2 separate regions of the Homo sapiens genome follow, and region 2 is linked to region 1. A link is an interaction called in ENCODE POLR2A ChIA-PET data of the cell type or tissue named here. Cell type or tissue: OCI-LY7. All regions are shown on one strand.

What was found. ChIA-PET counts read pairs that join two places held together with the same protein. Peaks named below come from ENCODE experiments on the same cell type or tissue, not always from the same donor. Only the 100,000 strongest peaks of a DNase experiment are listed, where the experiment ranks them.
Region 2: POLR2A ChIA-PET joins it to region 1 with 6 read pairs; 1 of 35 experiments calls an interaction of 5 or more read pairs at or near these places.

What each region holds. Positions count from the first base shown.
Region 1 is chr20:51,587,552-51,590,051 of GRCh38, forward strand. No RefSeq gene overlaps it. Among named protein-coding and RNA genes, the nearest start is that of NFATC2, 46 kb to the left of the region's middle. In OCI-LY7, no CTCF peak of the experiment used is centred here; no DNase peak of the experiment used is centred here.
Region 2 is chr20:50,811,171-50,813,670 of GRCh38, forward strand. The region is part of intron 1 of BCAS4 (breast carcinoma amplified sequence 4); the gene reads left to right. Among named protein-coding and RNA genes, the nearest start is that of BCAS4, 17 kb to the left of the region's middle. RefSeq lists a silencer at 1,178-1,227. In OCI-LY7, no CTCF peak of the experiment used is centred here; DNase peaks (open chromatin) are centred at 495, 1,371 and 2,251; H3K4me3 peaks cover 2,202 bases; H3K27ac peaks cover 2,500 bases.

The DNA of each region.
Region 1 (2,500 bases):
ACTGTTTTCTAAAGCAAGCAAACCATTTCACATTCCCACCAGCAGTGCGCGAAGGTTCTGATTTTTCCACATCCCCTCCAACACTGACCGTGTCCTTTTAATTGTAACCATCCTAGTAAGGATAAAGTACTATCTCACTTTGAGTTTGTTGGCAGTTTCTCATAAAGTGAATCAGACACCTTCTCCATGATCCCAGTAGGGGTCCCATGGGTGCAAACCTATGCAAAAATGTATCACTATGCATTTAATATTAGCCTACTAGATACACTTTGCTGTATGTATTCTATACTCATTTTTTTAAAACAAAAAGACAACAGGAGAAGAAAAACTAAGAGATTCAGGGAAAATTAAGATGAATGAAATAAGGAATGCAAAAAAAGAAAGGAATAAAATAAAAAGAAATAATGTGTCTGGCCAGAGAGTGCCTAGTGAGATCACAGCTACTGCTCTCACAAGAGGGCGAGTTCACGTCTCCTACCTGTTCACTCACCTCTGGCACCCATTTAACTTTAAGTGTATGGTGGCCGGGCGCGGTGGCTCATGCCCTAACTCCAGCACTTTGGGAGGCCAAGGCCGGTGGATCACTTGAGTCCAGGAGTTCCAGACCAGCCTGGCCAACATGGCGAAACCCTGTCTCTACTAAAAAATGCAAAAAAAATTTAGCAGGATGTGGTGGCAAGCACCTGTAATCACAGCTACCTGGGAGGCTGAGGCACAAGAATCACTTGAACCTGGGAAGGAGAGGTTGCAGTGAGCCGAGATAGCACCACTGCACTCCAGCCGGGGTGACAGAGTGAGACTCTGTATACAAGAAAAAAAAATAGTATATAGTAAGTAAATGAAGTAATTTAAGGTGAAGGTTCCTTAGAATCCCACGTCTTTCCCCTGTCTAGTGTAGAAACTGCTGTTTGCCCACCTTCTTTTCCCTCCTGCCTCAGAAACAAAACCTTGCTTTTTGTCAGTATTCTTGTTAAACAGCTACATTTCCCAGCCTCTTTGCAAGCCAGGTGTGGTCATGTGGTCATTTGCCCAAGATGTCAGCACAAGCAATGTGTGGGAACTCTGGGAAGTCTCCCTCAAAGGACAGGGCTCCCTCTCTTTGCTCCTTCCTACTGGCCGGACTTCAGGCATGAAGGCGGGACCTCCAGCAGCCACCCTGGATAAGGAGGATAAGGGCAGCAGCCTTAGGATGGGCCAGTGCAGAGCTGAAGAAGCCTTGGTTTCCCAGTGACAATCCAGGCCAGCATACCTCTCCTGAACCTCCTAACCCCAGCCTCCTCTGATGTGAGACAGAAAGCACTTTATATCTTATTTAAACTAGGTCGTTTGAGAGTTTTCTGCTATAACAGATGTTTTTTCTCACAGATACATCCTCTGTCAAAATTCAACCACAAAATTCAATCATTTTAGGTGCTATGTGGGCCTGGGTCAACCTCACCCTCTCTCGGTGTTGTTTTTCTCATCTACAAAATGGAGATAATGACACCTGCCTCACGAAATTGTGAGGTCTAGGTGGGAAAGTACTTTGCAGGTGTAAAAAGCCATCAAAAGGCAAGAGTCATTTTGTTCAGTCAGGTTCCTGAATCTTCCAGAATGCACTTTTTTTTTTTTTTTTTTTTTTTTGAGACAGAGTCTCGCTCTGTCGCCAGGCTGGAGTGCAGTGGCATAATCTTGACTCACTGCAACGTCCACCTCCCGGGTTCAAGCAATTCCCCTGCCTCCGCCTCCCGAGTAGCTGGGACTACAGGCAAGTGCCACCACATCCAGCTAATTTTTTTGTATTTTAGTAGAGACAGGGTTTCACCATGTTGGCCAGGATGGTCTCGATCTCCTGACCCATGATCCGCCCGCCTCGGCCTCCCAAAGTGCTGGGATTACAGGCACAAGCCACCGCGCCCAGCCCAGAATCCACTCTTAAAACTCAAGAACTTAGTGCCAATGAACTGTACACTTAAAAAATTGTTGAAATGCTGGGCGCGGTGACTCACGCCTGTAATCCCAGCGCTTTGGGAGGCCGAAGCGAGCAGATCACCTGAGGTCAGGAATTCCAGACCAGCCTGGCCAACATGGTGAAATCCCATCTCTACTAAAAGTACAAAAATTAGCCAGGTGTGGTGGCGCATGCCTGTAGTCCCAGCTACTTGGGAGTCTGAGGCAGGAGAATCGCTTGAACCCAGGAGGCAGAGGTTGCAGTGAGCCGGGATCGCACCACTGCACTCCAGCCTGGGCGACACAGCCAGACTCCGTCTCAAAAACCAAAACAAACAAACAAACAAAAAATAGTTGAAATGGCCTGTAATCCTAGCACTTTAGGAGGCCAGGGTGAGAGCATCACTTGAGGTCAGGAGTTCAAGACCAGCCTAGGCAACATAGCAAGACCCCATCTCTACAAAAAAAAAAAAATTAAAAAATTAGCCAGGCACAGTGGCTTGGGCCTGTAGTCCCAGTTACTCAGGGTCCTGAGGCAGGAAGATCACTTAAGCCCAGGAGTTCAAGGTTA
Region 2 (2,500 bases), 780 kb before region 1:
GGTGTTTTCTGAGCAGGTAGAAGATGAGGGAGGACTCAAAAAATAGAAGCCAGGCATGGTGGTGCCCATCTGTAGTCCCAGCTACTCAAGAGGCTGAGGCGGGAGGATCCCTGAGGCCCAGGAGTTGGAGGCTGCAGTGAGCTATGGTCCCACCACTGCACTCTAGCCTGGATGACAGAGTGAGACCCTGTCTCTAAGAAAAAAAAATTGGTATATAATTCATGTATAAATGTATGATTTTAAAGTATATAGTTTGTTGGCTTTTAGTATATTTACTGTGTTGTGCAGACATCACCGTGACCTAATTGCAGAACATTTCTATGACCCAAAAAAGAAACCCCATCACCATTAGCAGTTATTCCCTCCTCTCCCTGCCACTCCATGCAGAGGGGCAATCACGAATCTATTTCTTTCTGTCTCTGTGGATTTGCCGATCTCTGGACGTTTCCTCCCTCCCTTCCTTTTCTTTTGAGATGGAGTCTCGTTCTCTCGCCGAGGCTGGAGTGCAGTGGCACGATCTTGGCTTACTGCAACCTCCAGCTCCAGAGTTCAAGCGATTCTCATGCCTCAGCCTCCCGAGTAGTTGGGACTACAGGCTCATGCCACCAGGCCTGGCTAACTTTTGTAGTTTTAGTAAAGATGGGGTTTTGCCATGTTGGCCAGGCTGATCTCAAACTCCTGACCTCAAGTGATCTGCCTGCCTCAGCCTCCTAAAATGTTGGGATTACAGGCATGAGCCACTGTGCCCAGCCTGGACATTTCTTGTAAGTGGAATCATGTCATGCGTGACCTTTTGTGCCTGGCTTCTCTCACTTAGCATCATGTTTTCAAGGATCATCCATGTTGTAGTGTGTGCTGGTGCTCCATTACTTTTTATGGACAAATGATACTCTATTGTAGGGATACATCACATTTTATTTGTTCATTCATCACTTAATGGATATTGGGTCGTGTCTACTTTTTATTTATTTATTTTTTTTGAGATGGAATCTCACTCTGTTGCCCAGGCTGGAGTGCAGTGGCACAATCTTGGCTCGCTGCAAGCTCTGCTTCCTGGGTTCACGCCATTCTCCTGCCTCAGCCTCCCGAGTAGCTGGGACTACAGGCGCCCACTACCACGCCCGGCTAATTTTTTGTATTTTTTAGTAGAGACGGGGTTTCACCGTGTTAGCCAGGATGGTCTCGATCTCCTGACGTTGTGATCCGCCCCCCCTTGGCCTCCCAAAGTACTGGGATTACAGGCGTGAGCTACTGCGTCTGGCCTTTTTTTTTTTTTTTTAAATTGAGATAGAGTCTTGCTCTCTCGCCCAGGCTGGAGTGCAGTGGAGCGATCTTAGCTCACTGCAAACTCCACCTCCTGGATTCCCCAAGCAATTCTCGTGCCTCAGCCACCCAAGTAGCTGAGACTACAGGCTTGTGCCACTACGTCCAGCTCATTTTTGTAGTTTTAGTAGAGAGGGGGTTTCACCATCTTGGCCAGGCTGGTCTCGAACTCCTGACCTCAAGTGACCTGCCTGCCTCGGCCTCCCAAAGTGTTGGGATTACAGGCGTGAGCCACCACACCCAGGCTTTTCAACTTTTTGACTGTAATGAATATTGTGCAAGTTTTTGTGAGAGCATATTTTTCATTTCTTTTTTATTTATTTTTATTTTTTATTTTTTTGAGACAGGGTCTTGCTTTGTCATCCAGGCTGGAGTGCAGTGGCGCCATGATGGCTCACAGCAGCCTTGATCTTCTGGGCTCAAGTGCTTTTCCCACCCCAGCCTCCTAAGTAGCTGGGAATACAGGCACATGCCACCATGTCCGGCTAATTTTTGTATTTTTTTTTGTAGAGACGGTGTCTCACTATGTTGCCCAGGATGGCCTTGAACTCCTGGGCTTAAGTGATCTGCCTGCCTCAGCCTCCCAAAGTGCTGGGACTAAATGTGTGCGCCACTGTGCCTGGTCTGTTTTCATTTCTTTCGGGTATATTGCTTGGCCATAAGTTGACTCTGTGTTCCTTTTGAGGAGATGCTGGACTGGTTTTCAGAGCAGCTGCACAATTGTACCCTTCCCACCAGCAGTGCGTGAGGCTTCCAATTCCTCCACATCCTCGCCAGCCCTCATCATTTTCCATTTTTGTGATTGCAGCCATCCCTGTGAGTGCAAAGTGGTACAGTGGAGGATTTGGGGTGGGGAGAGCTTTTGTCTTAACAGGACTGCACAGAGTAGATTGAAGGGCAGTAAGAACAGGAAGCTGGGACCAGCGAGCAGGCTACTGCAAGAGTCCTAGCAAGAGACGACGGTGACTTGCGCCATGGTGCTTGGTTGTATGGGAGAGAGAGTGAAGTAGTTGGATTTGGGTAGAGACATTTTGAAGGTAGAAATGAGAAGATTTGCTGGCACATTGGATGGGGTGGAAGGTGGGAGAGAAGAGTCAAGGGTGCTCCGAAGTATTTGGCCTGAACGAGAGGATGATGGAGTTTCCATTTGTTGAATTAGAGAAGATCATGGGTGGAG